Regions from separate parts of the Homo sapiens genome. Here region 2 is linked to region 1. Evidence: read pairs that join two places in POLR2A ChIA-PET (ENCODE). Cell type or tissue: Panc1. All regions are shown on one strand. Links, peaks and the distances in the headings refer to the core of each region. The heading gives the core; the rest is flanking DNA.

Region 1 (15,659 bases), core at 3,906-11,905:
CTCCTCTCCTCTCTGCAGCAGTGTTCCCCAGATATGCCACCTGTGTCCATGCCTCTGGGCCAATGTGGATGCTGTGCTTACTTGCCTGTAATGCTGGTCTCCTGTCACCATCTTCCTTTAACACTGGGGTCCACTGTCCCCACCTCTGACAGGGCCCAGATGCAGTGACTCCTTGGTGCTCCCATGGCCTGATACCTCTGTCTGAGCACTTGCCGTATGGCTGTGATGTTCCTGGTATGTCTGCCTGGCTTTTTCACTGAGCTGCTTATGCAGCAAGGCAGGGATGGGGTCTTCTCCATCCAGTGGCCTGGCCTATTGCCTTCTGGCGCATGGCAGGACCATATGCAGTGAATGAATGAATTCCATTAAGAACATTCGTGATTCATAGGAGGAGGTCAAAATATCAACATTAACAGGAGCTTGGAAGAAGCTGATTTCCACCCTCATGAATGACTTCAAGGGTTCAGGTGCATGAGTAAATGACAGTTCCATCAACAGACTACAACTTTCTGCCCTAGTTAACACAGGGCATCTCCATGTCCCCAGTTCTCCCTATGGGCATTTTTCTCTTTGAAATTCCAAATCTTTTCTGTTCTAGAAGCACGAAACTACAAGTTCTCTCTCAACTCTTCAAATGAGGTTGGAACAAACAGAATGGGGGCATGAACTTTTTTCCCCATAACTTCAATAAACAACAGTTTTAGCCTCAGTAGGCTTTATGCAAGCCTTCAACATCTTTTTCTAGGTATCTTGACACTCATGTTCTTTTTCTTCTTGCAGCCTATGGAAATTCCTAGAGACAGATAAATGTGCAAACCTGTTCATCTTGCCAAGAAAAATCCGCTTTTCTGCCACAGAAACAAAATATTGGGAAAGAGTCTTGTGGTGAAACACCCATCGTTCTCTGCTAAAACATTTGGTTGCTACTGTGTAGACTCAGCTTAAGTCATGGAATTCTAGAGGATGTATCTCACAAGTAGGATCAAGAACAAGCCCAACAGTAATCTGCATCATAAGCTGATTTGATACCATGGCACTGACAATGGGCACTGATTTGATACCATGGCACTGACAATGGGCACACAGGGAACAGGAAATGGGAATGAGAGCAAGGGTTGGGTTGTGTTCGTGGAACACATAGGTTTTTTTTTTTTAACTTTCTCTTTCTAAAATATTTCATTTTGATGGAGGTGAAATTTATATAAGATGAAATTAACCATTTTAAAGTAAACAATTCCGTGGCAACTAGATATCATGATGTGCAACCAGCATCTCTGTCTAGTTCCAAATATTTTCATCACCCCAAAAGCAAGACCCATAACCATTATGCAAGTGTTCCTATTTCCCCCTCCTCCCAGCTCCTGGAAACCCACCAATCTACTTTGTTGCTATGGCTTTACCTATTCTGGATATTTCATATAAATGGAATCATATAGTGTCTGTCTTCTTTCACTAGTATGTTTTCAAGTCTCCTCCATGGTGTAGCGTGCATCAGTACTTCATTCTTTTTATGGCTGAATAATATTGCATTGTCAGGATATACTGCATTTTGTTCATTCATTCATCCGTCAGTGGTCATTTGGGCTGGTTCCACCCTTCAACTATTGTGAATATTGTACTGCTATGAACTTGCATACACATGTATTTATTTGAAACCTATTTTCAATTTTTTAAGGTATGTACCTAGGAGTGGATTTACTTGACATATGGTGATTCTATGTTTAACTTTTTGAAGAACTGCAATACTATTCTCCACATGGCTGAATCATTTTGTATTTCCATCAGCAATGTATGAGCACAGGTCAGATTTTTTGGGAGTCACATTTTAAAGTGGCACAAGACCCTTCTAGAGGGCTCTGTTCCATGCACACAAAACTCATAGTCTCCACGTGAAGACACAAATTTTTCACAAACATGCAGGCAGAGAAAGGAGAGAAAGTGGACCCTCAGCAGACAAGTTGAAAGATGGTTCAGAGAAGCAGTGGACTTCACCCATCATCTTGCTGTGCTCTCCATAGCTAAGCAAGGGGCAGACTGGAGATTCCACTGGCTACTTTGTCTTATTTTCACTTCTTTCCAGTTAGTCCCCACTACTCTACCCTTTCCACAGGACTGTAGGGTTACGGTGACTTTCCTACCCCTAGCCAGGTTCCAGTGGTGGGGGACTCTGTGAATATAGGATCTAGTGTTCAGAGCTCCCAGATTTGTGCAGACTGAACTCTACACATGCTACTTGTCAACATCTGTGAGCCAGAAATAGGAGGAACACCTTTAAAAAGAAACCTACAAACACAAAGTTATTCATAGATGCTCTTGAAGGGCAAAGCAGGGCCACCACCAGAGCCCCATGCAATTAGACTCATCAGAGGGAAAGGGCATAACACTGGCTTTTTTCTTAAAACCACCTGGAAGGAGCTGAGACGTATACTAAATGTATATAGAAGTATTATTTGATTGGAAGAAACAAAAAATGCATTGTATTATAATCTGTCTTCCCTTGCCGTCTGGTAGCTTAACTGTCAGCAATTTTGGAGGAAAGCCCTTCCCAGCAGGGGACTGGGAACCCCTGGGCAATGTCTTTCCTATGACACATGGATCTCTATGGTTGAATAAGGGGCTGAAGGAGGAAATAGACAACAGGGGTCAGAGAGCAAGGCTAGAGGAGGCCTTTGAGAAAAGAGAGTTGTGCCCCCTTTTCAGTGAGTGTGGGGCCTCTGGAGGTTGGCAAGAAGAGGAGAAGGTGAAGGGTTTCAGCACTGAGAGAATGATGTTTCTGGTGGGGCTTTGCCAGAAGGGGGCTCATCACATGTGAGTTTTTGCACTCGTAAGCCTAAGGGGCACAATGGGTTTTGAAATCCCAACATATCCAACTAAGAACAGGAAGCCCTGGGACTCAGCACAGACTTGAGTCCCCCATTGGATGCAATGTTTCTTACTAAGCGGAAAGAACTTGTTTTCACTCCCTGCCAATGAGTAAAGAATGAAGAGCTAGATTTTTCTTTGAAGGTGGTGGATCATGACCCCTCCTTGAGACTAAGCAAAGAAGCACTGATGTTACCATGGAGAGGAGTGAGCCCCTCACCCACCCCAGGTGAGAGGTCTTATCCTGACTTTTTAGTCATAATCCAATGTGATATTTTGCAGGGTTAGTGGATGCAGTAGGTTAAATGGTGGCTCCCAAAAAGATACGTCCATGTCCTTACCCCCAGAACGTGTAAATATGGCCTGATTTGTATAAACGGTCTTTGCAGAGGTAATTAAGGATGTTGAGATGAGATCATCCTGAACTACCCAGGTGGGCCCTAAATCTAATGACAAGCATCCTGATAAGAGACACAGAGGAGGACAGTCACAAAGAGGAGGAGGCAGTGTGACTACGGAGGCAGAGACTGGAGTTAAGCAGCCCCAAGCCAAGGAACACCTGGAGCCACCGGAATCTGGAAGAGGCGAGGAAGAGGTCTCCCCAAGAGCCTTCAGAGGGAGCCTGGCCCTGCAGACACCTTGATGTGGGGCTTCTGGCTGCCAGGACTATAGAGAATACATTTCTGTGGTTTTAGGCCACTCTGTTTGTGACACTTTGTTGCTGCAGCCCTAGAAAACTAATGCAGTCAGGTTGCCCAGAGAGATGAAATGACTGGAGAGAGAGAGAATCTGGTCGTCTAGAAAACTGAGTTCAGCCCCTGGACTTGCTGCTGGGGTCTGAGGTGAACTTTCCTAAACGTTGTGCTGTGGAGTCTCTTCCCTCTTGCGTTCCTCATACATTAACTTCTCATGGCAGAGATCGGAGCTCATGGTTCACCTGAGGACACTACTAAGGACCAAGGAAGTTCAATCAGATCCTCACATCTATTTGAAATAGTGGTAGTAATAATGACCACACTCTATAGAATGTTTAACATGTGCTAAGTATGTCACATACATTATCCCATTTAATCCTCGAAACAATCCTACATGGTTGCTATTCTCATCCCCATCTTACAGATGAGGAAACTGAGGCTCTGGGAGGTAATGGAATCTGCTCAAGGTCATTTGGCAAATGCTGGTGGAGCCAGACCTTGGCCCCAGGTTTGCCTGTGCTTAAGCCACAGTATTACAGAAGGCTCAAGACCCACAGAGATGGTCGGGCCAGCAGCCCGTAGCACCCAGCTGTCAGATGAGAAAGGATTTATTTATTGATGTATGTATTTTACTAGCAGCACTGGCATTAGAGTTTCTTTGTCAGTGAGGGTTGGAGTGATGGGTTGATTGAAATGAAGGTTGCTGAGATGACCTGGTGGGTCCTGCTAACAGCAGATGGATGTCAAAACATTTGCATTCAGGGGGAGATAAAGTCAAAACTGGGACAAATCAACTTTCTCTCAGCTCCAGGGCTCTAAGGTCCTTTCTTCGCTCTCAGCCTTGTTGGGAAAAGAGAAGAACCCCCTGCCACATGGTCTCTCTGGTGTGAGAAGCTGACAGTCCACTGCTGAGCTTTCCCTGCTTTGCCACAAATAGAGGCACCTCCCCACACAACTCCCTCTCCTGCTGGAATGGGAAGAGAGGACACTGGCTGTTAAGAAGAGCTCTGGGGATCTCCTGTCCTGGGGCAAACTCAGTTTCTGGAGTCCCCTCTTATAGGGCTAAACCCAGGTGGGCTCTGACTGTTTGGGGTCCCTGTGCCTCTCACAGTCATGTTTTCAGAGTTTTGGGAGATCTGGGCTGGTTTCCCTCTTGCCATGGTTCATGCTGGGGTGTGGCCAACATGGCAGCATCTCCCCTGCCCTCCCAGATTTCAGGTTGGAGGGAGTTCGGCTTCAGAGAGACAATCCACAGGCCTGCAGATTTCCTCCCATGCAGACCTCAGTGCAAGATAAAGTCAGGCAAGGCTGTGCCACAGCACAACAGCATAATAAATCCCCCTCTGGCCTCCTCCCAGACTTATTGTTCTATTGCAGTTGTTTTGAATATGATCAAAAGGAAGGAAGAGACTATGCTATCAGACTGAGGAAGAAGGATGCTCTCCTGACCGCTCCTGTTGCCCTTGGCCACCTTATTTTAAATATGAGGAAACCAAAGGGCAACGTGCAGCCTAACCCCATCCACATCATGAGGAGTGATGAGCTGCAGCCAAGGCCCCATGGAGCTTTGGTGAGGCAGCAACCCCTGTGCAAACTCGCTGACAGCTACCTTAGATGTCCAGCCCTGTCCTTTTACACACCATGGGGGGCTGGAAGGCCCAAGCACAGGGTCAGCAGCACTTTGAGGCTGGAGCCGGAAGTAGGCCCTGGAGCAGCTGAGGTAGCTGATGTTAACCCCTTGGACTGAGAACTAAGGCTGTAAGGCCACAACCGTTGGAAATAATGGGCCAGAACAGGAACTGCCCAAGCTCAGCTGGCCCGGTGCCCACTTCTCAAGATAGTGAATGGCTCAAGTTCTTTGGAAATGTTGTCAATGTCAGGGCTTTGGCCTTGCCTATGTGCAGCCCAGGTTCAGGCACAGGCATGGGGTGGGCTGTGACATCGGCCACCACTGCTGGATTCCTGCAAGGAACTAGAGCAGAAAGCAGCGACTTGCCTTAGCCTTCAAAGGTAGAAAGGGCGGAGCCGAGTGTTCCTCTTCACAGACTTGCAGGCTCACACAGTCCTCTGCCCTGCCCAATGCCCAGATGCTGATTCGCCAGGTGCCTGGCTGCCACAGCCCGGTCACCTTTATCTGGGCTGGAAGGCCACGTCTGAGCCATCAAAGGAGCCTCAATGGGAGGGGACGTCAATGTGCTTCCTCAACCAGAAAGGTGGTTTGAGTTTGGCCAAAGCAGCCCAACCAAATAAGTAAAAGCCTGTCAATGGAAAGATGGGGGCTGCTGGGAGATCACACGACAACAGAATGAGAACCATTATCAGTCTCATCCCAGCCTGAAGGAGGGAGAGCCTTTGAAGCCACAGACAGGCTGAACAGAACTTTCCACCTGAGAGACGCTGGAGATGGGAGGTCAGGCTGCACTCAGCCCCTACGAAAACTGATCAAAGCCTGCTGCAGAAGGGAGGGGGGCGCACAGCTGCAGTTCCGACTCCCCCCACGGGCCGCCCGGGACTTTCTGAAGGCAACAGGGCTGCCTTTGCAGGGCCCTGTGGGAAAACCCAACACAGATGCACATTGCAGCCAAACCCCCAAGCACTGCTGGGAGAGGGAAAAATAAACCCCTCAATAGTCCTGAAAAGAAAAGGGAGGGAATCAAAGCACACAAAAAATGCAAAGACCACCCACCTGATGAGTGCCTACCTTTCGGAAACAAATAACTCCTGGCTTCCAAGGCGCACTTCTAAAAGAACAGACGGACTGAACACTGCCTCAAAGCTGCATGCACCAGGGGATTTGTGGGAAGCTGTGGCCCCTTCTAAGCATCGGAAGCTTAATTTAAAGTGTGTTGGCCTCTGCGGTGCCTATTCAAGGGCTCCCTTGCATCCGCTGTCCTCCCTGGGAACCTGGGAGACAAGAATCCTCATTTAGAAAAGGACAGGATCCTGTGTGGACTCCTTTATCGTGGTTCTCTCAGACAGGACAGCCATATCTGCCAGGGAACATTCTAGGGGGCATCTTTCAGGCTAGATCCAGGGTGATGTGGGCCCCTGCGAGGGCATCTTGGAAGGCTGTGTTGGTTCTGCCTGGACTGGTCCCTCTGGGACAGCCTCAGCCTACCCTGCCTGGCCTCACCCCTCCTCCCTCTGACCTGAAGCTCCTTTGGAGGACTGACACTTCATGGAGCCTGCAGTTTGATCTTTTCTGAAGTGGAGACAACAAAGCAAAGCCACTTCCACTGTGTGCTCTCTCAAAAGAATAGGAAAGCTCTTCTCTCCTCCTTGGGAATGGATTTGGAGGGAGGGTGGAGGGCGTAATGATGGGGAGGCCTTGGAGGTATTTTGGTGGAGGAGGGTGTGTGTGGAGGAAATGAGCCGCCCAGGAGCATGGGAGAAATTGACATGAGAACATTTCAGAAGCACTGGTTTAACCGGCTGACATTCTTTCCAAAATGGATGGACAAGCCTTTAGGAGTAGACAGAGGGCCTCAGGGAGGAGAAACAGCTGAGGAGGAGGCATCTCCCTTCCCCCTCCTCCAGAGGCTGATGCTACAGAGAAGGCGGCAAGGCCTCACTGAGCGCCTACCCACCACTCACTAGATTTCTATCTTTTTATTACCTTACCCTGGGAGATGAATGGGGTTATCTCCATTTTCCAGGTGACAAACAGAGATTCAGAGAGGTGACGAGAGGCTCTCCAAGGACCCATATGGAAGTGTCAGCTGGAATTCAACCCTCAGGCAGCCTGGCTCCAAAGTTCACAACCTTTCCTACTTGTTTCAGCCCTGCCCTGCCTTTCAGGGCTAAGAAGATGTTAGTAGATGTTCCATAAATATTTATTAAATTGAACTGAACTCAGCAGCTGAACACACGCAGGCCTCTTCCACCCTGACCAAGAGGAATCCTTTGAGGGTCTGCAGTATGGAAAGAAATTCTCTGAGGCGCTAAATAAAATCCTGCTCTGAGGTGCAAGGAGGACTTTTTTGAAATTAATAGCTAACAAAGTTTATGCAGACCCCAAAAGGAAAAACAGAAAGGAATTGGAATCATTTTAAAAACAGAGTCGGTAGATAATAAAACTTCACGGTGGTGGTGTTGTCTTTCATCAAGAAGCACGAAGTGCTCACAGGCTTTAATTACATCTTCATCCCTACGGCCCCTTCTGAAGTCGGTAGATGCACGTTAATAGTACCTTTCGTTTTAGGCATGGACACATTCCGGTACCAGAAGCTTTAGCAATTCTCCCCAAGGCAAGCAGAGTACAGAGCTGGATCGGGGCGCAATGACTCTCCAGGCCAGCATCCCATGCTACCTCCAGTTGTATTTCCTGACTCCGCAGCTGAAACCAAGGACTTCATTGACATATTTAGGGGTAGGGGGATCTGAAGGTCTAGGAAAGAAGGTGGGCAAAACCAAGGAATCAGGCCTCCACTTTGGCCTGCACACCATATAAATCCCCTCTTTGTTCACCCATATGCACATTCTTTAATTTAGGCATGGTTTCCATTTGTGTACATCAATGAGTTTGCTCAGTCACAAGGGTGCCGAAGCCTGAGCTGGACCACTCACTTTAGGTAATGCCACAGCAGACAATCAGTGCCTCTGATCATGAAGACTGGAGAAATGTGTCTGGGCTGGGCCCATGCATGATGCTTGGGAGGGAAACTCTCCCAGTGGACTCTGCGACTGGGATGTGGAAGCTCAGACAGCTAGAGATGGGAAAGGAAACTTAAATTGCAAAGGAGTAATCCTTTTTTTTTCTTTCTTTTTTTTTTTTTTTTTTTTTTTTTGCTAGTTCATTTTCAATCATTCATTTCCTGGCTTAAAAAATAATTAATAGTAATAATCGCATATGGCTTTTTAATGGCTCTCCATTGCCAAATACTATTTAAGCACAAATTTCTTCACTAGACACTGGAGCCCAATCTACACACTTGATGGTGTGGCTCCATCTGGGACCCCAGTCTCATTTCTTGTTCTTAATTTCTGTACAGTTATTCCTAATTTGTGAACTGCAGACCTGCAAGAGGCCAGGGCGTTTCAGCAAGGGGTCCATAACTCTTAGTGCCACACCAAACATGGGCAGCAGCTGAAATCCATAGTATGTAAAACTCAGGCGAATTTGAAAGGCCGTTAAATTCCTAGCAGCTCTTTGTCATTACGTGTTTTCTTGGGTACGAAGTTTGACAATTGTTACAAGAAGGGGCCTGCATTGTGATAACAGTTTTCAACCTGGGATCCAAGGAACCCCACGGAGATTCCCTGAAGTATAGATGGAGGGAGCACGAGGATGGAGCAGGAGCAGATGGGGACACCCCATGCCCGCACACACACAGCTAATTCATCCCTGTAACCAGAGAGACTGTTTTGATCAGTTTTGTACACTGGGCTTTCTAGTAAGATTTTATTTGAAGAAAGGACTCTGCCACAGAGGTGAGTGGGGTAGTTTGCAAGCAATGGCTGCAGACAAAGTACATGTATTTCTAGCCAGTCCCTTGCCACAGTTCAGTGGGGCACAGTGAGAAATCTGTCAGCTGCCCGCTCTGTCCAGATCCACACAGTAAGAACTCTGGGTTTGTTAGTGTCTTAGATGCATTAAGTCCCATCTGGCTCTTAGAAATAACAAATGAACTTGTAGATTAGCCAATCTTTTTTTTTTTTTTTTTTTTTTGAGACGGAGTCTCGCTCCGTTGCCCAGGCTGGAGGGCAGTGGCATGATCTCGGCTCACTGCAACCTCTACCTCTCTGGTTCAAGCAATTCCCCTGCCTCAGCCTCCCGAGTAGCTGGGATTACAGGCATGCACCACCATGCCTGGCCAACTTTTTTGTATTTTTAATAGAGATGGGGTTTCACCATGTTGGCCAGACTGGTCTCGAACTCCCAACCTCAGGAAATCCGCCCGCCTCGGCCTCCCAAAGTGTTGGGATTACAGGCGTGAGCGACCGCGCCCAGCCAGATTAGCCAATCTTATTGTCAGTGCAAAGACAGTATCCACTTTGCATATGTACTGCTGAGGGAATCATTAGAACATTCACTGCTGCTGAGGGTCAGGTGGGGAATTCTTTATATACCAGCTTTTCTTGTGGGCCAAAATCCCTAGAGGGATAGTGGCCACTTGGGGTCCATTTTTATCTCCTTCAGTTTCTACCCAAATGTGTCTTTGCTTATGTGGCTGGGGCCTGCCACTCAGGCTTTCAGGACACAGTGTGCCCCCAGGCAGCCTGGGCCTAGAACAGTTGTAGTAATAAGAGGTGACAAAGCAGGACCTTGAGACAGAACTTCCAGAAATTCTTTAGCTGAGCCTCCGTCCTCCCAGCCAGGTTTCAGACAGGATGACACATAAAGAAATCTCTGAACAATCCAGAGCAGTGCACATTAGCGAGTGAAGCTCAGGCAGGAAATGGGAAGGAATGCCTTTGTCTCTGCTTTCCACCCTGCCACCCATAGCTCATTCTCAAAAGCCACCTCCCCAACACTCAGGCTCGGGGTAAATGCTACAAAACGTGGTGGAAACCTCTCACGACCTCCTCTCTGTTGCATGAACGCCTGTTAGAGGCGAAGGAAAACAATGGCAAACAGACCCAGGCCTGTCACAGCTGTACTGGGGCCAGCTGGAATGTGGCTGTGCGTGCGCGTGCATGTGTGCGTGCACGCCGGTGCACACGTGGGAATATAAACATCCTTGGCTCCCCAGCTCCTGTGTGCTGGATCGTGCTGAGTGGGCGCAAAGTTCTGCATGTGTCCGAGGCAGGGAGGGGCAGCACCAGCACACCTAGGCGCTCTCATTTATACATTGAAAGGCGGGTGGGGGGGACAAAGGAGAAGGTTTGGGAATGGCTGGCTGTGTGCCCGTGTATGTATGGGCACATCTCATTGTTGATATGTCTTGGGGGAAATTGAGGGAAATTTTGTGCTTGGGTATGTGTGCACACATGGTAGGCGCCCACACTCAAGTGTGCAGAGGGGGAAGCTGAAAGAAAGTTTCGAGATTCTGTGAACATTCTCAGTTAGAAAAAAATCTGGCAACTCCCCATACCACAGGTGGGTACACATTCAATGCTTGTGAAGTTCATTTCCTGTACTAGTTACCAGCCCTTGTTTATACAGGACACAAGATGTGCTTGGTAGCAAAAGCTCTAGGTCTCCGGGGTGAGTTGAGGGAGAGTGTGTATGTGGAGGGGGTGGGGAGGGAGTGTGGGCATCACCGCACAGGTGCTCTTGAAGTACACATGAAATCAATTTTCAATATTAATCCATAATTCCACTCATATATGTTCAGAGGGGAGAGAAAGTAGAGCTCTAATTTTAGAATGACCCCCTCCTTCATTGCTCCAGTGCTGTTTTAGCACCCAATCTGCTCGGGCCAGTGGCAGCTCGGGTGTCCTCGTGTGTGTTTATGGGTTTGAAACGCATCTGGCTTGTTCTTCTTTGAGCTTTACTTTGTGAGCCCAGCCCCAGGAAGTGTTTATGAGCTTTTTCACTTTGCTTTATTCTGGCTCAGCTTTGTTTGGTAGCACAGAAGGGTAGAGTTTGACATAAATACTCTGTTCTTTGTGTGAGGGCTTCAGATTGCAGAGGGTCCTAGGACTGGCATTCCATAGGAAAGTTGAGGAGTTTGACCCAACCCCATGATCACACACCTGTAAGCGAACATTCTGCACACCTCAATATGAGAAGAAACTGCACTCTCTAAACAAACTCCTGGGCACGTGACCTCCTCAGAGTCTACTTGCCAGTTTGTTCATCCAGATGGTGACCAGCTCACAATAGACACTCAGTGACTGCTAATTAACCATGGAATATTCCATTCCACTGCATTACCAAAGTGCCAGCATCACTCCTCAGCATAGCTCAGGACCTTGTCCAATCAGCTGTCTTGAACACCCACTTTGATCCACGGTTCACGTTCATGTTATAGTCATGAGCCCCTGCTCCTCCGCCAGTCTAGACTCAAGGAAGCAGTGGCACAAATCTCCTGGCTGTTGGGTTCCATGGAGCAGAGAGCCTGAACCCACCCGGAAACCAAGTCTAGACAAAACAGAGCTTTGAGGTTTACACCCACAACCTTTGTACCGTCGGAAGCAGAGGGTGCCAGGGGATCCACTACACGCTCCCTGGGAAGCAGAAGCCAGAGGTGTCGTGCTATTTCTCCATCTGGCCAAGGGTTTAACCCTGCTGAAGACTATTTCTGAGGGGAGTCTCCATGATGAGGGGACCCAAAGATGCTGATGGGGTCATTTCCCAGGCTCTGTTCTGGTCCAGTGCAGGGCTCCAGTTGTTGATGGTGATGGAAGTTTGCTTTATACTTGGTCCCTGCTTGGTTGGAGTCCTCTGCCACCCTCTGGCAATTCACAACATCTAGTCACTTGGAGACCTCTGAACAATAGCAGGACTCTAAAGACTGGGACCCATGGCTCCTCAGTGAATTCTGAAACTGCTTTGAGGTGCTGCCTAAAGTTCAAGGAGAAGCTTACCAAGGAACGGGGACCTGGGGACAGCAATGGAAATAGAGACAGTGAGGTACAGGCCACTCGCTATCCTTTGTAGGAACTTTCAGCTCCTGTTAGCTAGAGACCGTTGCAGAGTCAACATTCTACGCAAGCCAGCGTGGCACCCTGCTTGTCTATGATTCTATTCAAGGCCCAGACATAACCAGCCTTCATGGGCTTCCAGACCACTGAGATTGCAGCCTGGGGTGACCTCCTACCCTGTCTGGAAGGGTCTCCACCCCAGGCCTGGTCCTGCAGGAAATGGTTCCCGTGGGGAGAACTCCTACTGCTCCAAGGCAGCAGCTTCCTTGGTGTCATCAGTTTACCTGCCAGTCTCATCTCTGAGAGGGTACCAGTTTCTTTGGCTTCCCCGCCTGTCCCCAGAATGATTCCAACACTTTTTTAGCCCCTGAAAGCCTTGGAAGGGTGCCCACTTGCATTTCTAGTGAATAGCATTTCCACTGGAGGCCCTTCACCCAGGGTTCCCTACAAAGGGGTTTGCTTTTAGGGAAGGGCAAGGTGACCCTGCTTTGTCCTCCTGAAGCACCACTTGTGGCTCTCCATCACTGTGCCTGCCATGCAATCATAATCCTCCCCTTTCTGTCTCTGCCCCGCTAGCCTAGAAGTGCCTGAAGGCAAGAGCTGTCTTAGAGGCACACTGGGAAAATAGGGGGCCCTGGGTCCTGATTGAGTGAGGGCCCAGCTAGGGCCAGAGGGCCTGGGCTCACCAGCCACTGGGCCTGGATAAAGGTGGTTTTCAAGGGGTGAGTGTAGTCTGGCCTGTCTGATTCTCATCCCCACTCTCTGATAGTGCTATGTTTTTCACCTTGAAAATGAAGACATACTACCCTGAGCCCTTCACTGGGTTGTCAAGTGGTCGTGTGGCACACGTAAGGGAGCATTGCCATGTTAAAGCTCCCCAGCTCCCTTCATTATGGCCATCCCATGGACAGAGGACCATGCTGTGACTCAGAGGCCCAGCTCTTCCTAGCTGTGCTGTTCCCTGAGTGAACTTCAGTGAGTTGCTTTATCTCAGTGACTCTGTTTCATCTGTGAAATGGGACTGTCGGGTTGTCAGGGCAAGTACTTGGAACCTTCACTGAGTGGTATGGTTGTGGGCATTCCTTCTTATTGTCATTGCTTAAATAAGCATGAAGATACTTTCCTGAAGAATGATGTTTGGAAGGAAGGAACCTAGACTTTGGTATGGGGTGGGAATGGAGTAAATCCTAAATCCATCCCTTGTTAACAGGCTTGTAAGTGGAATTCTTGCCTAGCGAGATCTAGGATAGTTCTCTAGCTCAGGAGTCAGCAAATGTTTACTGTAAAGGGGCAGATAGTGACTATTTTTGGCCTTGCAGGCCACAGGGTCTCTACCACAACTGCAAGGCAGCCATGGACAATACATAAACAAATGGACATGGCCTTGTTCCAGGAGGACTTTATTTACATCGGGCTGCAGGCCGGATTTGACCAGTCGGCCATGGTTTGCTTACCCCTGCTTTAGCTTATGGGGGGTGCCCCGCAAGCACTTGGGAAATTAATTTGTTGAAGATAGGTGAGTAGAGGCCTCTGATAGTCCAGATCCTCGGTTTTAGCTCTGTTTACACAGGACCAGGTTCTGTGTTCTTGCCACTGAGTCACAGCTGCAAGACCCTCACCTCCCCCTAGCCCCACTCCCCCAGCTTTGAGTGATCCCAGGCTCCTTCAAGCCCACTGCTGAGTGGGGAGCAGTTTCTGTGCCTTCCAGGATCTGTCTCCCCTACTGCCACTCCCCATCCAGGGCTTTTTCCCTCCATCCTGAGTTTGTGGGACACACAATTTGTAATCTCCTTAAAACTGAAGAAGTGAGGTCTCTGATTCATGCAGATTAAAATCAGCTGCAACCTATTAATGGCCCAGGGCCCAAGACAGATTTTAGGAAACAAAAACACTGGACCAAATTAGACTGAGCCGGCCTCTGTCTCCAGGGAAGGGAGGTAGAGTAGGAGGCTGGGGGCGGGGGAGTGGCCATGTGGTTTTCATTACTTTGGATTCTCTTCCTGAAGCGAAGTCACCCAACACAAAGTGTATGGAGCGCCAAGGCAGCGGCCAGCCTCTGGAGCCCGGCTCTCCCTGGTAGAAGCCCTGGGTCCTGTTGGGGGGCTCTGGCTGGTTGTGTGTCTGTAATTAACAGGTTTCAAAGTGGTTATTTTGGAAAAGAGAATTTCAGTGGCGCGTCAAAATCCTTTCATCAGCCATCAGCTGCCGTCCCGAGGCCTTCAGCAAGGCCTGAGCCACTTAAGGCTTCTGAGAGCTTTAAATTCCCAGGGTCCTGTTTGAGAATGTGGAGGCTTTTGCCATGGGTTTTATTGGGCTGATGGTTGCCATGATTTTCATTATGTTATTTGGTTCCTGGGATCATAAAAATGTTTGCCTCTTCCTATAGTACCTAGGATCATTGAAAAGAAAAGGGATAAAAAAGCCCCTGCATTTGTAGCTGCTACATAGCATACAAACCATGGCTTCCTTGAGGGAAAAGGGCCAGCTCTGGCTCTGGGCTAGGGAAAATCATCAAACTGGAAGGGACAGGACAAGCAGCCACACCCAGTCTCCACCTCCCTCCCATCCAAGGACACTGAGGCCCAGAGAGATGCTCATCTAAAGCTGGTCTGGAATCCTGGTCCCACTCTCGGTCAGGTGCTCTTTCTCTCCCTGGTGACTTGAGGCTGTGAGTAGAGTTGGGAAAGGTAAAGGAGTCTGAATTCTGCTGAACTAGTGCTTTGGGACACCTCTAGGAGTGGAAGAAATGGTCAGATTTACAGGCAGCATAAAGTGAAATGCTGAAGTGGACAGAGGAATGATCCGGGCCAGCCTGGGCATTCTCATGGCCTACAGGACAGAGCGCTTCTCTGAGGCTGGAAGGGTTACTGCAGCCTTCACTTGGCACCCACAGCCCTGAGACATGGAAAGAAGGGAAACAGGTACCAAATCCCACAAGCCTCAGAGATGATTTCTCACTGCTTTGAATATGAAACCTCTGAAATCTGGTCAAGCTCCCAGAATCACCCTAGGGGGTGACAGGAATTTTGGTTAAGCCCGTATTATCTGATAAGTGGAACACTAACCTGGCTTTACTTCCTATTTTGATGATGGCTACCTTCCAGAACCTTCTTTCATGGAAAACATGAAAAATATTCTGGGAGAATTGCTATTAAATAACCTCTGCTGTTTAAAAACAAGGCCAGACCAGCAGACCTTGCTCTCAGCAGGACACATGTAAGAACTAGTCTACAATAAAGAAGCTATTAAGGCGTGTTCAGAGAATTAGAGAGTGTTGGAGCTGAGAGGGAAATTGGAGTTCAGCTAGGCCAGGCTTTCATTTTACAGATAGGGAAACTGAGGCCTCAGGGCATATCCAAAGTGATCTAGGGGGCATAGGGAGTCCAGGATTTGCTTGACTATCTCATTCTTCACAAGGCCACTGTTCCCCTTTTGGGTTGATATTGTAATTCATTCATTCATTCATTCATTCATTCAGTTTTTACTACCTCCTATGTGTCAGATGCTTCTAGGCACTGCTAATTTTGTTTCTTTGAAGTTTCTAGAGGTGGAATAAAACAGACACATTTCTGT
Region 2 (15,659 bases), core at 3,042-11,041, 130 kb before region 1:
AATCGGCCCAGATAAAAGAGGTAGGCTAACACTGTTATTCGTCTTTTAAAGGAGAAGGATCAAGAAGCAGTTCTGTTGGGTCCTGAGGAAGTGGGATTATTAGTGATGGACACAAAGTGCTGGTGTCACAGCTGTGGTAGAAAAAGGGAAACAAGAGAAAGCTTCTGAAAAAAATGTTTTGACAACTATTTTTATGGCTGTGGACATCCTGAGACCTCTGACAATCACATAGAAAAGAGAGCCCATAGGGAACATTTTAGAATTGATTCTTATCTTAATAGCTATCTTTTTGGCCTGTCTGGTTGCCAAAAAGAATTAGCAGAATTCTGCTGTTTATGTATTGCTGAATCAGTTTACAGGTGATGTTTTATTACTAGGGAAATATTGCTAAAGCTAGGTAGAGGTGCTTCTAAGAACTAAAGCACCAGAAACCTAATTGGGAAAGGAATTAACTTTAGTCATGTACATATTTTCATTTTTCTCCTTTAATTTTTATATTAACAGAAACCCTGTGAGGCAGGTGTTTTACCTACATTTTCACAAATGAGCACACAGCCTCGAACAAGTTAATTCCTCAGAATCCCACAGCCAGTGCATGCTAAGGCCCAAGTCCCCTTCATCCTCCATTCTCCCACCGGTCATAGCTAAGTCTTCAAGCTAATGTTCACCTGCCAGAGTAAAGGCAGAATATTTGAATTCTCTTGTATTTGTTTTAGTTTAGTTATTGACTATGTTTTTCTTCCTATAAAGTAAATATGTTTCATTCTTTCTGCACAGGTTTTCCTATAATGCCTGGGTGCTTCTAGCTAGAGAGGGCAAATTGATTTCATCTTCCATTCAACTCCAGAAGGTCTATAGTGGCCGCTTGGACTGCTGTAATGGAGTTGCTCAGCAGCCGCTCCCATATGCTCTATGATGGGGCAGTGGTGGTACAAGTGCTGCATCCCTGCTACCGAGGCTGCTGCTTTAGTATCTTTACTTCACTCTTAAAGTGGGGAATGAGAGAAATTGTCTAAAGTCCTAACACAAGACAGCCATACCTACTTCCCAAAGTAGTAAACACTCTGCTGCTGCATGTAGAATGAAATAGAGCAGTGAAATTATAAAGGAGATTTGCAGTCTAATAATTGGGAGGGAAAATGAAGTATAAGGCTAAATGAAGTAGACTACAAACACCTGAAGCATGACTACAAAATCAAGTTGACATTTTGTGGCTCATTTTCAGGGTAGCTGCCGGAATCTGGTTATGGTCGTTGTTTTTATTTTTTAGGGTTTTCCCCCATCTGTGTACAGTGAGATAGCAACCACAAAAAAACTAACAGCCTTCCTGAGTCTCTTGGCTGTAGAGTACCCAGCTCTTTTCCCTGAAGCTTGCCCTGAAGAGGCCTGGTGATACATCCCTCTTGGGAGATGTGACATGGTTCCATATTGACATTACCCACTGGGCTCATTGCTTGAGTCTCAAGGTTGTTTATGTATTTGATGTTTCATTTAAAAATAAAAGTTACTTACGGCAAAAATAGCCTAGTGCCAGTGGGTTTGGCTATTGTAAAATTTAGAAACCCATTTAGGAAACCACCATCAGGATCTTGTTGGTGCTGTATCAGCTTGGGCATATTGCCCTTCAGCACACCGGCTCTTGCACAGATTGCGTCCACTGAGTTGAATTATGGAAACCTTCCGTGAGAAAATGAGAGCACTCAGGAAGTAGTATTGGTGATCCACAAAGCATTGCTGTGTCCTCTAAGGTTCTTTCCTGGTCTCATACCATGGTTTCTTCCTGGGTAAAAAGTGAAACTGGGGTTCTGCCTTTCTCAAGGGAAAACGTGTTTGCTGCTTGGCTTTGGAATTTTGGGGCAACTCAGTCAGTGACATTTCTCTTTCACAAACTCCTCCTGTTCTTTCAAATAGGTGCCATATCTTTCACTTTCCCTATCGATACTTCATATGTTATGCCTGGCTGCTAGGTTTCATTCCAGAGCCTCTTGTGTTTAAGTAATGAATGGACTAATCATAATGACTAGCTCAGTACAGGTTGCTGAGTTGGAGACCATGGCCTAGTCATTTCTCTGATCACACAGAAGTCATTTCTGGACAAAAAGTGCTACATACTATATATCTATATCTGTCTATATATTTTTTTCTTGATCTTTCTTCTATTTTGTGCTGCAAAAACAAACTTCGAGGGGATGATTCTCTCACAGGATATGGAAATGGCCTTGGACAATGTCCAGGGTTAGTGGCACAGCTGCTGTTTCCTGCAAGGGACATCTCAAATCCAGAAGGGAAAAAAGACAAAGTTAAATATATAGCAGGAGGATAATGACTGAACCTATTAACCCATTTATGCCTAGTGTTCCATTAGTGGAACACTAAGCTTGTGGGAGTTATTTATATCCTCATGCTTAAGCTCATCACCAAGGTCTGATTTTTCACATAAAAATTTTGCAACCTCTGGCATAAATGGGTTAACAAGAAGGAAGGGATTTGCCTGTTACAAGATCTGTCTGTAATCACATATAGCCATTGGCAGAAATTACAGTTTACATTTAGAAGACATGTTTAAAACTCTTTACCAAAGGGCAACTGATCCAATAATAATGATAGCAACAACAATAACATCTATTTATGGCACCTAATAATTTTAAAGTTCCTTTGTGTACGTAGTTTTATATTCACAACAACCTAGTAAGGCCTGTAAGTTGACTGGAGAGGGCTAGGGTATGTAAAACTAGGTAAAGAACTTGGATTTTATCCTAAGCATAATGCAAAGTTTTCAGCCAGGGATGGACATGACTTGACTGACAGTTTAGGAAGATTACTTGGCCTGCTCTGTAGGAGTATAGACTGTAAGGGGGCCACATGAAAGCCAGGAGACAAGTCAGCAAACATAACACTAATCCAGGAGAGAGATTATGGTGGCTCAGACTGGGGGGTGTGGTATAGGGGATGGCAAGTGGTCAGATTCAAGATAAATATGAAGACATTCCTTACAAAATCTGCAAACAGATTGAATGTGAAGTGTATTTTAAAAAATGAAGAATTGGCCGGGCGCAGTGGCTCATGCCTGTAATCCCAGCACTTTGGGAGGCTGAGGCGAGCAGATCACGAGGTCAGGAGTTCGACCCAATATGGTGAAACCCCATCTCTACTAAAAATACAAAAAAAAATTAGCCGGACGTGGTGGCACACACCTGTAGTCCCAGCTGCTCAGGAAGTGGAGGCTGGAGAATCACTTGAACCTGGGAGGTGGAGGCTGCAGTGAGCCAAGACTGTGCTGCTGCACTCCAGCCTGGGCAACAGAGCAAGACTCTGTCTCAAAAAAAAAAAAAAAAAAAGAAAAAAAGAAAAGAAAATTAAAAAAAAAGAATTATCTGTGTATTTTTTATCTTAAACAACTGAGAATGGTGTCATTTTTTCCATTCCTAGAGTTATTTAGGCCAAAAAAATCTAGAATGTTGAAGAGAACAGATTGGGGTGGGAGGTGCAGGTTAGGGGATTAAGAGTTCTGTCCTAGAGGGCCGGGTGTGGTGGCTTACGCCTGTAATCCCAGCACTTTGGGAGGCTGAGGTAGGCAGATCACAAGGTCAAGAGATGGAGACCATCCTGGCCAACGTGGTGAAACCCCGTCTCTACTAAAAATACCAAAAATTAGCTGGGCGTGGTGGTGCATGCCTGTAGTCCTAGCTACTTGGGAGGCTGAGGCAGAAGAATTGCTTGAACGCGGGAGGCGGAGGTTGCAGTGAGCTGAGATCACGCCACTGCATTTCAGCCTGGCGACACAATGAGACTCCATCTGAAGAAAAAAAAAAGGGGTTCTGTCCTAGAATAGTTGCATTTGAGATATGTAAGTGACCGGGCGTGGTGGCTTCCAGCACTTTGGGAGGCTGAGGCAGCAGGATTGCTTAAGCCTAGGAATTCAAGACCAGTTACCTGGGCAACAAACACAGTGAGACCCTGTCTCTACAAAAAAAATAAACAAAATTAACCAGGCCTGGTGGTGTGCACCTGTAGTCCCAGCTACTTGGGGGGCTGAGGTGGGAGAATGGCTTGGGCCTGGAAGGCCAAGGCTACAGTGAGCCCTGATTGTGCCACTGCACTCCAACCTAGGCCATAGTGTGAGACCCTGTCTCAAAAAATAAATAAATAAGAAGAGAAAGATATGCAAGTGGACAATGACAAAGCAGCTGAATAAATGAGTCTGAGTCTAGAGCTCAGGAGAATGGGCTGAGCTGTAGTGAGAATATGGCAGAGATTGATCCTGGGGATACATCAACATTTAGAATAGAAGAGAAACCTGCAAAGGAGACTGGCAGGGAGGAGAGGATCAGGTGGGAAGAAATCCATGAGAGTGTGCTTTTTCTGGAAGCCAAGTGAAGCTAATATTTCAAGAAGCAAGGAGTTAGGTCCAGTGCTGCTAAGAGGTCCAATAAGATGAGGACTGAGAATTGACCCTTGGATTTGGCAGATACAATCAATGGTGACCTTGACAAGAGTGATTTCAGTAGAGTGTAGGGGACATAAGCCTGCCTGGGGTAGGTTAAAGAGAAAAACAAAGAGCATGTTCAATTCTTTAAGGTTTTTCACTACAAATGGAAACAGTGAAATGGAGTGGTAGCTGGGGAAGTCAAAGGAGGTTTTTTTTTTAAGGTGGGTGTTTTTTATTTCGCATTTTGATATTGATGTACATAATGCAGCAAAAAGAGAACATGTAGTAATGCTGGAGAGGAAAGGATAGGTAACCATTGGTAAAAGACCTCAAAGGTATTAGAAGGGATTGAGATGCTCGTCCAAGTGTATGGGCTGGCCTTAGGCTGAAGCAAGACTGCTTCAAGAGATACAAAAGCAAATTCATTACCCTAAGAATGGAGTACATCACAGCAGGATTCCTGGAGAGAAACAGAAAAGAGGGTCATTAAAAACTTATGTCACCACTTTAAAGAGGGAAGAAAGTTCTGTTTGGCTCTTTTGGGGACTCCAGAAGAAAAGTAAAGGTATACTCATAAGCCCAACTTTTTAACTTTCTAGTTACCAGAACACCAAACAAGGATCTTAGAATATCAGATTTTCAATTAACCCTAGAAAACTAACAGCATTTGAGTAGAATTCAAATATATGTGAGAGAACATAATACATAAATACCATCTGGGAAGTTCTCTAATCAACATTCTCCTTCCCTAGCACTCACTGTTGGATCTGTAGTACATGCATATGTGAGTGAAGAGCTCTTTCACAAATATGAAAGAAGCATAGTATGGATGTAGGGTGATGATTTACTTAGTGTGGTAAGTGTCTCCAAGCAACACAGTAAGGGACAGAAAAAGCTGGGCCAGCCTGCCTCTGGGAGAGACATGCCAAGCTTTTCTATCTCTGTGAATCTCACAAGTAAATGAAAATAAGTGCAAGTAGTACTATAGTAATTAAATCAAACTATCTTCTTTGAGAGTGGCTTTGTATGTGTGTCCCCATTATTTGCTAATTTACTATTTCCCACTGCTTACTGATTACCCTGAGTATGTTGCATTTATTGTCCTATTTAATCCTCTAAACTCTATCATTGCCATTTTACAGATGAAAACATAGAGGCCAGAGAGGTTTAAATGGCTTGTTCAAGGCCACATATCTAGGAAGTGGGAGAGTCAAGATTCTAAGTTTAATGCCCATCAATGATAGACTGGATAAAGAAAATGTGGCACATATACACTATGGAGTACTATGCAGCCCTAAAAAAGTGAGTTTATGTCCTTTTCAGGGACATGGATGAAGCTGGAAACCATCATTCTCAGCAAACTAACGCAGGAACAGAAAACCAAACACTGCATGTTCTCAGTCATAAGTGGGATTTAATGATGAGAACACATGGACACAGGGAGGGGAACTTCATACACCGGGGCCTGTTGGTGGGTGGGGGGCAAGGGCAAGGGGAGCATTAGGACAAATACCTAATTCATGCAGGGCTTAAAACCTAGATGATGGGTTGATGGGTGCAGCAAACCACCATGGCACAAGTATACCTATGTAAGAAACCTGCACATTCTACACGTGTATCCCATAACTTAAAGTATAATAAATAAGAATTTTTAAAAAAGATTTTAAGTTCAGTCTTTGTTTCCAAAGCCAGAGATCTTTCCACTATACCACACTGCCTCTTATGTAGTCAGTGATAATAATAGCTTGGTCATTTGCATTTGTGAAGCACCTTTTATTTGAAGAGCTGAAACTCTGTAAGCCTTATCTTTGTAATCTGGAGAGAGGAAGAAAAGAACCGACATTTATTGGGCACCTTATATTTGTGTGTGATGTAATTTTAAGCACTTTCATACCAGACATGTTAATTATCTTCATTTTAAAGATGAGGAAATGAAACTCAACAAAGAAATTAAGTAAATTGCCCAATATCACACAACTCCCATATAGTCAATCCTGGCACTTTCCCTCAGCAGATTCTAAGCACCGTTGGAGCAGAGAGCAAGTCTGTTTTTAATCATTCTGATTTTCCTAGTGCCTAGGACAGGGTCTCACTCTGGCACATAATAGGTGCTCAGAAAAAAAATGATTGAATGAATAATGAGCAAATGTGCTGTAAGCTGAACTGGAATGCATTGAGTCTTGTGTTGTACTTCCTGGTATCTTCCAGTGGATGTCAACATGATATAATGAGAAGATTCTGAGAAGGAATCAGTGAAGGCATGCATGTTCCTGACTGTGAAACTTTTGCTCTTCTCAGAGCTATACAACCTAGGTGATAGACTTCCTTTTCTTTCATTGGGAAAACTGAGGCAAAGTTTCCTTGGCAAAGATTTTGCAAGTCAGTGGACAATTTGTGGCACAACTGAAATCTTGAGATTCTCACCTTTATAGCCCTAACCACTTAACAACCCTGTGGTCCTGGTGGGGTTATAGCTTTCCATAAATCTGGTACTTAATCATTTAAAGAGATGGCAATTTATCTTAAATACACGCCTCATTATAGATGTGTCACACTTAGCACAGATGGTCTCAGAAGTTTTTCCTGGCTTCCCATACCCTAACAGTATCTAGTATGTTAATGTCAATATTAGCTTTACTGTTTTAGGTAACTTTGGTATGCTTCTCATTAGCTGAAACCGTAAAGAGCTCAGTTTTACCTGCGCTGAGGGATCACTAAATTCCTATTGGCATCTGAATGCACAGTCCCATGTCGAAAGTGAGGTCATGTTTCTCCTGGATTATGCCCGTATCTGATGAGCCTCGGCTGGCGTGAATCCGAGACAATGAAATAATCACACCCATTAGCTCACCAGGGCCCTATTAAGATGTGGCCTGGCTTTCCATCCATTTCTCCTGCTTGGAAAAACTGACACAGTCATGGTTTGTAAAGGTTAGTGCAGATGGAACTGCTTCAACAACCAAAACTTAGCGTTACCCTATTTAAACTTGGGAAGGGTCTGCTGCTTAATCTTAAGAAATAGCACTTCAGGAGCCAGGGTGTGAGGATGTCCTTTAATCTCTTTGTATGTGATGGTAAAGCTGAATTTTCCTAACACCCTCCTTCCCCGCTCTCAGCTTCAGTGGCTGGGGTGGGTGAGGTGGGGGAGCTCTGGAGTTGTGGTTTCCATACTTTCTACTTTTTATTCTATTTTTCTTTAGAGATCCCAGGTTTTGAAGGCTTGAGTCTAGTAAACAAACTGTAATGGTTAAATCACGATTTTATTTTCTCGTTGACACCTAGTGTGTGTTATATGCAGCGTCCTCTGCCTCATGTCATTCTCCAATATGCTTTCTCAGGGCTACTTTCCCAGACCCTATGCCTTCTTATGGGTTGTAGCTAACAGTTACACTTCCAGAGTATGCCGTCCCTCACCCACAGAGCTCTTCTCACAACTGTAACTAACTGATTATTTGTGTAACTGTTTGCATGTTTAGGCTGTAAGGATGCAGACCATGTCTGTCTTGCTCACAGCTGTTTCTCTAGTGCCTAAGTCTTTGCTTGATACATAGTGGGCACTTGGTAAACATTTGTTGAATGCATTAATGAATCAGCTTATTTAATTCTAGTGAAAAATATAAAGAAATATCCCCCTTATATTGGCTTGGGGAGCCTTATTCTGGATATATTTGATAGGATTTTTGAAATGTTGTCAACAACTTGAATGAAAATCACCAAGTTTAAAATGAAGGTTCACTCTGGGCAGGAGAGAAGATGATGCTATTGGAGAAGGATTACACAAGAGGCTTCTGGAATATTGATAATATTCTATTTATTAAGCTGGAGGACTCCTAGGGACCCAGGGGCCTCAGACTTACTCCTGAACTGGAGGGACATGCCAAATAAGCCACCTGCTATTTATTTCACGCACACCCAAGGCAAAGCTGTTGGGGCCACTTAAGGATTTTGTAAAATGTGAGGGTGTTATTAAAGTAGGCTTATTATTTTACAGCTCTTATGATTGTTCACCTAACTACCTTGAACAATACTGCAAGTATTTTTCTCTGCTCACATATTTGGAGACATGCAGAGCCACTTCAAACAAACCATCCTGACTTCCCATTTGTATCTACGACCTCATGAACCCATCTCAACCCCCCAAACCACACACTGAAACTAAGCCAAATTAAAAACAAAAAACAACCCACCACCCAGCAGTATTTAGTTGAGCACCTACTGTTTGCTTTGTATTATAAGCTGTAATTACAACAGCTTGAGTCTTGTCCTCAGCTTCCTGAAATCTCCCAGTGGATGGCATCATGGAAGAATGAGAAAGTTATCCAAGAATGAATGGTCTGATGTCAAGGAAGCTTTTCAGCCTTTCCTAATGGTCTGATGCCCTCTGTGTGGGTTACAATCTTTGGAAGTATAAGATTTCTTGTAAAAGTCACAGCACCTGCCAACATAGTTGGGCAGGGACCCAAGTGGGGTGACTTGTACCGCATTCCTCCCTGGTATTCAGAGACCACATAGTACCAGAAGCTTGCTAGGCCCAGCTCCTGGGGACTGTCAGAGGAACAGGCCCAGGCAGTCTTCTCCTCAGATTGCAATCAAAAGTTGCTTGATAAATCAGTAAGATTGAAAATATTCTTGGCAGTTTACATAGGCAATGGTAAGAACATGTTTTTTTGTAGTTACAATGAGTACATTATACAAGGGCCGGAAGTGACCAAAATCATTGATTGGCTAATTAGACATAACTGAAGGGTCATAATGCTTCAGTCGTTATGTGGGAATATTCATAAAGCACTTGAGTTCAGCTCCAATAAAGAGGAGAAATGTACCCAGGGAAATTGCAGAGTAAAAGTCTGGGAATGTAGATAGTATAGGATGTTACAGGTCTGAAATGGAAGGGTTTACTATATTATTGAGTTTTGCAAACAGATTCTTGGAAAACAGATTCCTCAAGTCTTTCCCAGCTTTCAGATGGGATATGAAACTAGAGGCTTTAGCCTTTACTTGTGGTTGTCTAAAAATCCACCCTATTTTTCTTAGGAAGGGAAGCAGTTGCCTTAACACCCTGGCCAGATTCCCAACATGTACAGGGTGGCCCATTTAAAACAGGCCTGTGGATGCTTCAGAGTGAGCGAAGGGGTTTGTTGTAAAGCACCATGTGTATGTGGGTGTTTAATGAATATGAGCTGATTAAATTGGCCACCCTGAATTATAACCTCATACCTTCTCTAGTTCCTCTCCAGTTTTTAGCTCAGGACCATATTCTTCCTACTTTCTGCTCAAACTTGTTAGGGAGAAACGTTCCCACTATTAAAACTGCCAGTGTTTTCCACCCAGTGTTTCTTTGTTTCAACGATGAGCAGAAGAATCCAGCCTTGGAAATACCTTTCTTTCAAATTGCTTGTCCAGCTGCAATGACGTCTGCATCAGCCACACCCACATCACTTCCCCTTCGAACCTTCTCGCCTCCATCTGCTTCCCTGTCTCTGGTGTAGGACAATACCAGTATCTGTCTGGAGCAGATAGTGAACTCTGCCACAAACAGAGGAGGGCTTGTGTGAAGAAGGAAAAAGCTCTGCTTTCGAAATCAAGCAGCCTGGGCTTGTGCCCCGTTTTTGCTAATAGCCATCTGTGTGGCTTAGGGAGTCACTGTCTTCACAGGCCCGAGTTCCTTCATCTGTAAAGGGAAGGAGCGAGACAAAATCAGCACTTCTCAAATTGGGAGCTGTAGATTCTTGAGGTCTGCAAGTTTAATGAGATTTTAAACTTTTTATGAAGTTTTTTTTTAAATCATAAAGACAATACTTTGCAATTAAAAGTCATTTAAAAAAATAAGTCTTAAGTTTGTTAAGCTGGTCATTCTGAAACTTAATCTTAGGTCTCCTAGAGATTTTTTAACAGTTTTGCAAGTCTCAATTTTTCCCCTTTAAAAGGACTCCACATATCACTCCAGTTTGAGAAACACTGAACTCTTTTCATCTACTCAGAAACTGAATCTAGCGGTAGGATAAAACATTAGCTTTAACTTTCTTATCCTTACCCTACTCAACCTAATTACTTTTGGCCCACTTCAATATGTTTAAGTCTTTTAGCACATGGGCTCCTTTTGTTTTCATAACTGAAGTATTTCCTGTTTTCAATCACTATATGTTAAATTATAAAAAGCATGTTTCTCCCAATAGCTCTTTCCCTTTCCCTTTAAGACTCAGATCATTTAATTTATTAGTGCCCAACCTGGTTAATTGAGACCACCTTCCTCTATTAATGTTTCTTTGTTGGTTGAAGTGAAGAGATATATGGTCTGTTCCCTAAGTACCCATGAAGGATTGGTTCAAGGACTCAGCCCCATACTAAAATCTTCAGATGCCCAAGTCCCTTATATAAAATCACATAATGTTTGCATATAACCTATGCACATCCTCCCATATACTTTAATCTCTAGATTACTTATAATACCTCATACAATGTAAATGCTATTTAAATAGTTATCATGCTGTATTTTAAATTTGTATTATTTTTATTGTTATATTGTTATTTTTCATTGCTTTTTTTTTTTCAAATATTTTCAATCCACATTGGTTGAATCTACAGATGGGGAAACCCTAGATATGGAGGGCTGACTATACTGCTTTTATCTGTGATCTCAAGATTGAATACTCACAGTAGTTTATGTATGCATTCTGCTTTCATAATTTGCAGAATGCTCTCATATACATTATCTCTTGATTTTCACTGCAGTCTTGTCTAATAAATGATGTAGGTAGCATGATCCCCATTTTACAGATGAGACACTCAGGCCCAGAAATTTTGCTTCATATCTTCTGATTCAGTCTACTTGTTCTCCCAACAATGCTTCTTCATCCAATTACAGCAACAAATACATACTAGGTACCTGTTATTTGCCATATGTGCTGCTTTATTGTTACTTGTTCCGGGAAATAACAAGTGGAGCTTCTCATTCAAGGATAAACTGATATTGCCAGGCCTTGCTCAGTCTGACATAAGTCTCATGCCATTATTTACTAAAATAGCTAGCTACTCTCACCCAGTCCGGTTCCTGGTACATAAAGGAACTCAATAAATATTTATTGGATGATTGAGTGAATGAATAAATCTAAAATAAATTATATCATTAATTAAAATTTATATATTGGAGATAATTTTTGCTAATAGATTTTTGCCAACATTTTTTCAGATTCCAAGTCAATAGGATTTACTCAGAGACTGCCAAGTGCTTTAAGGGGAAAACAGAGGGACTGCTGGGAGAAGGGGGTGCACTGGTAGACAAGTAGAGGAAATCCCCTTTCTGGCTTCATCCATCTTCCTGTCTATGATCGGTGTCCTAGGCCTTAGAGTGGACATGGAGAATGGTATCACTTTGTCTGCCTGCAGTTAACCAAAATACTTACTCCCACCATAGGGAGAAGAGAGGAATGACAGAGGTATGTGAAGATTAAGTAGAAAGACCGACAAATGTAATCACATTGGAAGGTAGAATGGAGGGTAGAAAAGTTGGTGGGAAGACAATTTCTGTGGTCAGGATACATCTGAATGGAAAGGGGAGAGAGATTTTGTCCATTCCTCCCATAGTATGGTTTGGCTACTTTCCCTCTACTTCCCAAGAGAATTATTAGTGACCAGGGACATCACATTTTAATCAAGGCAACTGTTGCTGGGCTGGTAAGCAAGGCTCCCATGGGTGTGGTGAAGTTAGCAGGGTGAAGAGTGAGGCTGCTAGTCACAAAGGGATCCACTCACCCTCTTCCGCTGTTGGCGGCTGCTGTGGTATCTATAAACATAGAGTGTGTACTCACATACTCATAAATGCTAGTTATTGTCATACGATTGCATTGTGTATAAAAGTAGATTGCCTGGAAAAAATGATTCCACTTCATTTTTATATACACATTGTTCCTGGAACCACTTCCTGAAATCCCAGGCTTTTATTTTGCTGTCATTCTCTTAAATTGCCTCTTTCTCAAAGCATCCGGGTTCTGGAGATGTTCTCGTGCTTAAAGTGTGTTTCTAAGTAGCTTCTGGGAACCACGTAAAATTGTCTGGCTCCACTTGACCAATGAGGAGCTTACTTTTCCTCCCAATTATTCCTCTCTGACAGAGGCCGTTGGTCATCTTGAAAAGCTAAGAATGTTAGATGGGACCAAAGTAAAATTGCAAAGCCTATTCACCCAGCCAAACTGAAACACACCTGATTAACTGACCACACACATGGTCTCAGAATGACATCTCACTTGGGGAGTAAAAGCCAACAGTTGTGGTTAGTGCCCCAGCAGGCCCCAGATGGTTAGAGTTAATATACACCTATGTTTTCTGCCAGGTAGTTTTCATCAGTTTCCTCAGGATGTCAGTGTGTGTGTATAATTAAGAGTATTTAATCATATTATAATTCCCCACAGAGAGATGGAGTGGGGGATGAAGGATCGCTGGCTTTTACAGTCTCAGCAAGAGTCATCAGTGGAAAAAAATAAAAACAGAAAAATGCCAAGTCTCTGGGCTGTGCCTGTGCCATAACTCACTCAGAAGTCTGGCTGGCACCACTACCTCAGTGTCATTTCAGTGAAGATGTAATCCCAAATCTTTTGTTGCAATCTTAGGGTTCTCACTATTTTAACATTAGCTTAGAACATGTGGATTGCAAAGGAAAACTGTGTTCTAATTCCCTGTTCATCAAGGCTGTGATTTGTGTACACCCACATAAGGCAACCTTCAGTTTATAAGACTGATGACTTCAGTCTTGTAAAAATAAATGAGATGGGCACTTCAAATATTTTAAGTTAGATCAATCAGTAGGGTGAGCACAGTTTAATTGGCATCTATTGATACATTTCTAAATTAAAAGAGCAGAATATAGAGCCATGAATCTTAGCCATGAAATCATGTTCACATTTATTACAAATCCATAATTCTTTCCTATTTCCCCATATATCCTGTTTTCTTTGTCCTGTCAATTGTCAAATTTAGCTGCTGGAAATGATCTCTTATTTTGGATTAGGAAACCAAGTCCTAATGACCGTAAGTGACTTTTCAGAGTCACACAGCTAGTTAGCTAGTTAGAATCTGACTCACCAGAATTCCAGTCTTTCTACTTTGCCAGATAGTCTTTACTGGGAAATACTTTTTTACCTATTTCTTAGAAGAATTTACTTATGTGAGCTTCACTTAAAGCAATATTGGTCTATTTCCTAGTTCCCTTAAACTGATCATGGTGCATTTCTGTTAAAAAAGCCATAGAGTTGGCCGGGCACGGTGGCTCACACCTGTAATCCCAGCACTTTGGGAGGCCGAGGCAGGCAGATCACAAGGTCAGGAGATCGAGACCATCCTGGCCAACATGGTGAAACCCCGTCTCTACTAAAAATACAAAAAAATTAACCAGGCATGGTGGCGGGCGCCTTTAGTCCCAGCTACTCGGGAGGCTGAGGCAGGAGAATGGCGTGAACCCAGGAGGCAGAGCTTGCAGTGAGCCGAGTTTGCGCCACTGCACTCCAGCCTGCTCAGGCGACAGAGCAAGACTCCGTCTCAAAATAAATAAATAAATAAAAAGCCATAGAGTTTCTTTATAATTAGGTTCTAACACTACTTCTTCCTATTAGTCAATAACAGTGCCACAATAAGTGGATTGGGTTAAAATGAAAATCACCAATTGAGTCTCTACCCAAAACCCCTTCCAGTTGCTCTTATTTAGGAGGAAACAGCTTCTGCTCAGTTTCTGTCCACTCACAAGACCTCTCCTGCATGGAACCCTGTCCACAGTTTCTATCACTCCACCTGTGCTTACTTCAGATTATCTCTGAAACAATCAGATGTAATGGCCAGTGGATGCAAAATACATATAAAGTAAGATTTGGGATTAGGAGGCTCAAGGGGGATGGATATGTAGAGAAAAGACCTAGGAAGAACAAGAACAGGGACTGGCAGAAAACACATTCTGAGACAAAGGCCATTTATTTAGCTCTGGCCAGTTGGTTTATCTAGCCTGACATTTCTCAACCTGGGCGCTATTGGCGTTTTGTGCCAAATTATTCTTGATTGTAGAGAGCTATCCTGTGCATTATGGTATGTTTAGTAGCATTTCTGCCTCTTCCCACTGGGTAGATGCCAATGGCATCCCTTCATTTGTGACAACCAAAAATGTCTCCAGACATTAGCAAATACCCTGGGGAGTGGGAAAGGGAGAGAGAGGAAGAATTGTCTCCGGATGAGAATCACTGATCTCACTCAAGGTTTTATCTTTGACATCAGCGCCATAAGATATTTTGTGAGAGGACAGAGTGGCCTTTCTAATTCTTAAAAGTTAGGGTTCTACTCCAGACATTCCTTATCTACTGCAAATACAAATTATTTATTTGTTCATTCATTCAAATAACAGTTATTACAGATGACACTATGTCAGGCTCTCTGCTAAGTCTAGGTGAAAAGACAGAACCTCCCCACAAAGACTTAGAACTTAATACTCTTAAAAATCCTAGTCATTGGAGTTGATTTGCTCACCAATGCTAACAAAGTTAAGACTTTGAGGTTGTATTCCCTTATCTGGCTTTAACTCAGACCAACCATTTCACTGATTGGACCAGCACAATGTATCCTGGCTACTCTAAAAGTCACTTAAAAAAACATATCCTACTGGTGGTATGTTGATAGTTTCCTGGGATATGAAGGTGGGCATGGTTAAAGCTGAAAGGACTCTTAGCGACAAGTGAAAAAAACCTCTTTGGTAAATCACTAGCATAGTATTACATGGCTTTTTTTTGGCCTGGGTGCAGCCCCCTTTAGACTCAAACCACTGTTCTTCCTGATAACACATGGCCTTATTTATGTTCATTGTATTTATTTAGCTTATTTTGATTCCTCTTTCTACATAAGAAACCACAACTGGAAAAATCAATTAATTTTTAATTTGCTCATAAATTTCTACCCATTAGAAGGAACCAAGGACTCTTGTAATTTGGCACAAATTTCCTTTCAGTATTTTTAATCTCTTTGGATATGTGTGAGTTGAATTCTCTTTAAACAACATGAAAATATATAAGCTATTTATATAACTTTTAAAAGTATCAAAGAGAAGACTCTAACATCCCTCACTGAAGCTTTTCCAGAATTTACCATGTGTACCAGTGTACCAGTTGTTCTCAACCCAGGGTACTTTGCCCCCAGAGGACTTTTGACAATGTCACAGATGTGGAGGGATGCTACTGGTGTCTACCCAGGGACAATGCTA

What was found. ChIA-PET counts read pairs that join two places held together with the same protein. Peaks named below come from ENCODE experiments on the same cell type or tissue, not always from the same donor. Only the 100,000 strongest peaks of a DNase experiment are listed, where the experiment ranks them.
Region 2: POLR2A ChIA-PET joins it to region 1 with 14 read pairs; 9 of 35 experiments call an interaction of 5 or more read pairs at or near these places.

What each region holds. Positions count from the first base shown.
Region 1 is chr14:68,496,344-68,512,002 of GRCh38, forward strand. It overlaps a transcript of RAD51B not described here. Among named protein-coding and RNA genes, the nearest start is that of RAD51B-AS1, 180 kb to the right of the region's middle. RefSeq lists enhancers at 9,055-9,618, 9,587-9,646, 9,619-10,182, 10,183-10,746, 13,344-15,659. In Panc1, for the core only: no CTCF peak of the experiment used is centred there; no DNase peak of the experiment used is centred there.
Region 2 is chr14:68,367,718-68,383,376 of GRCh38, forward strand. The region is part of intron 8 of RAD51B (RAD51 paralog B); the gene reads left to right. Among named protein-coding and RNA genes, the nearest start is that of RAD51B-AS1, 310 kb to the right of the region's middle. RefSeq lists enhancers at 1,490-1,589, 4,466-5,321, 8,323-11,341. In Panc1, for the core only: no CTCF peak of the experiment used is centred there; no DNase peak of the experiment used is centred there; H3K27ac peaks cover 825 bases.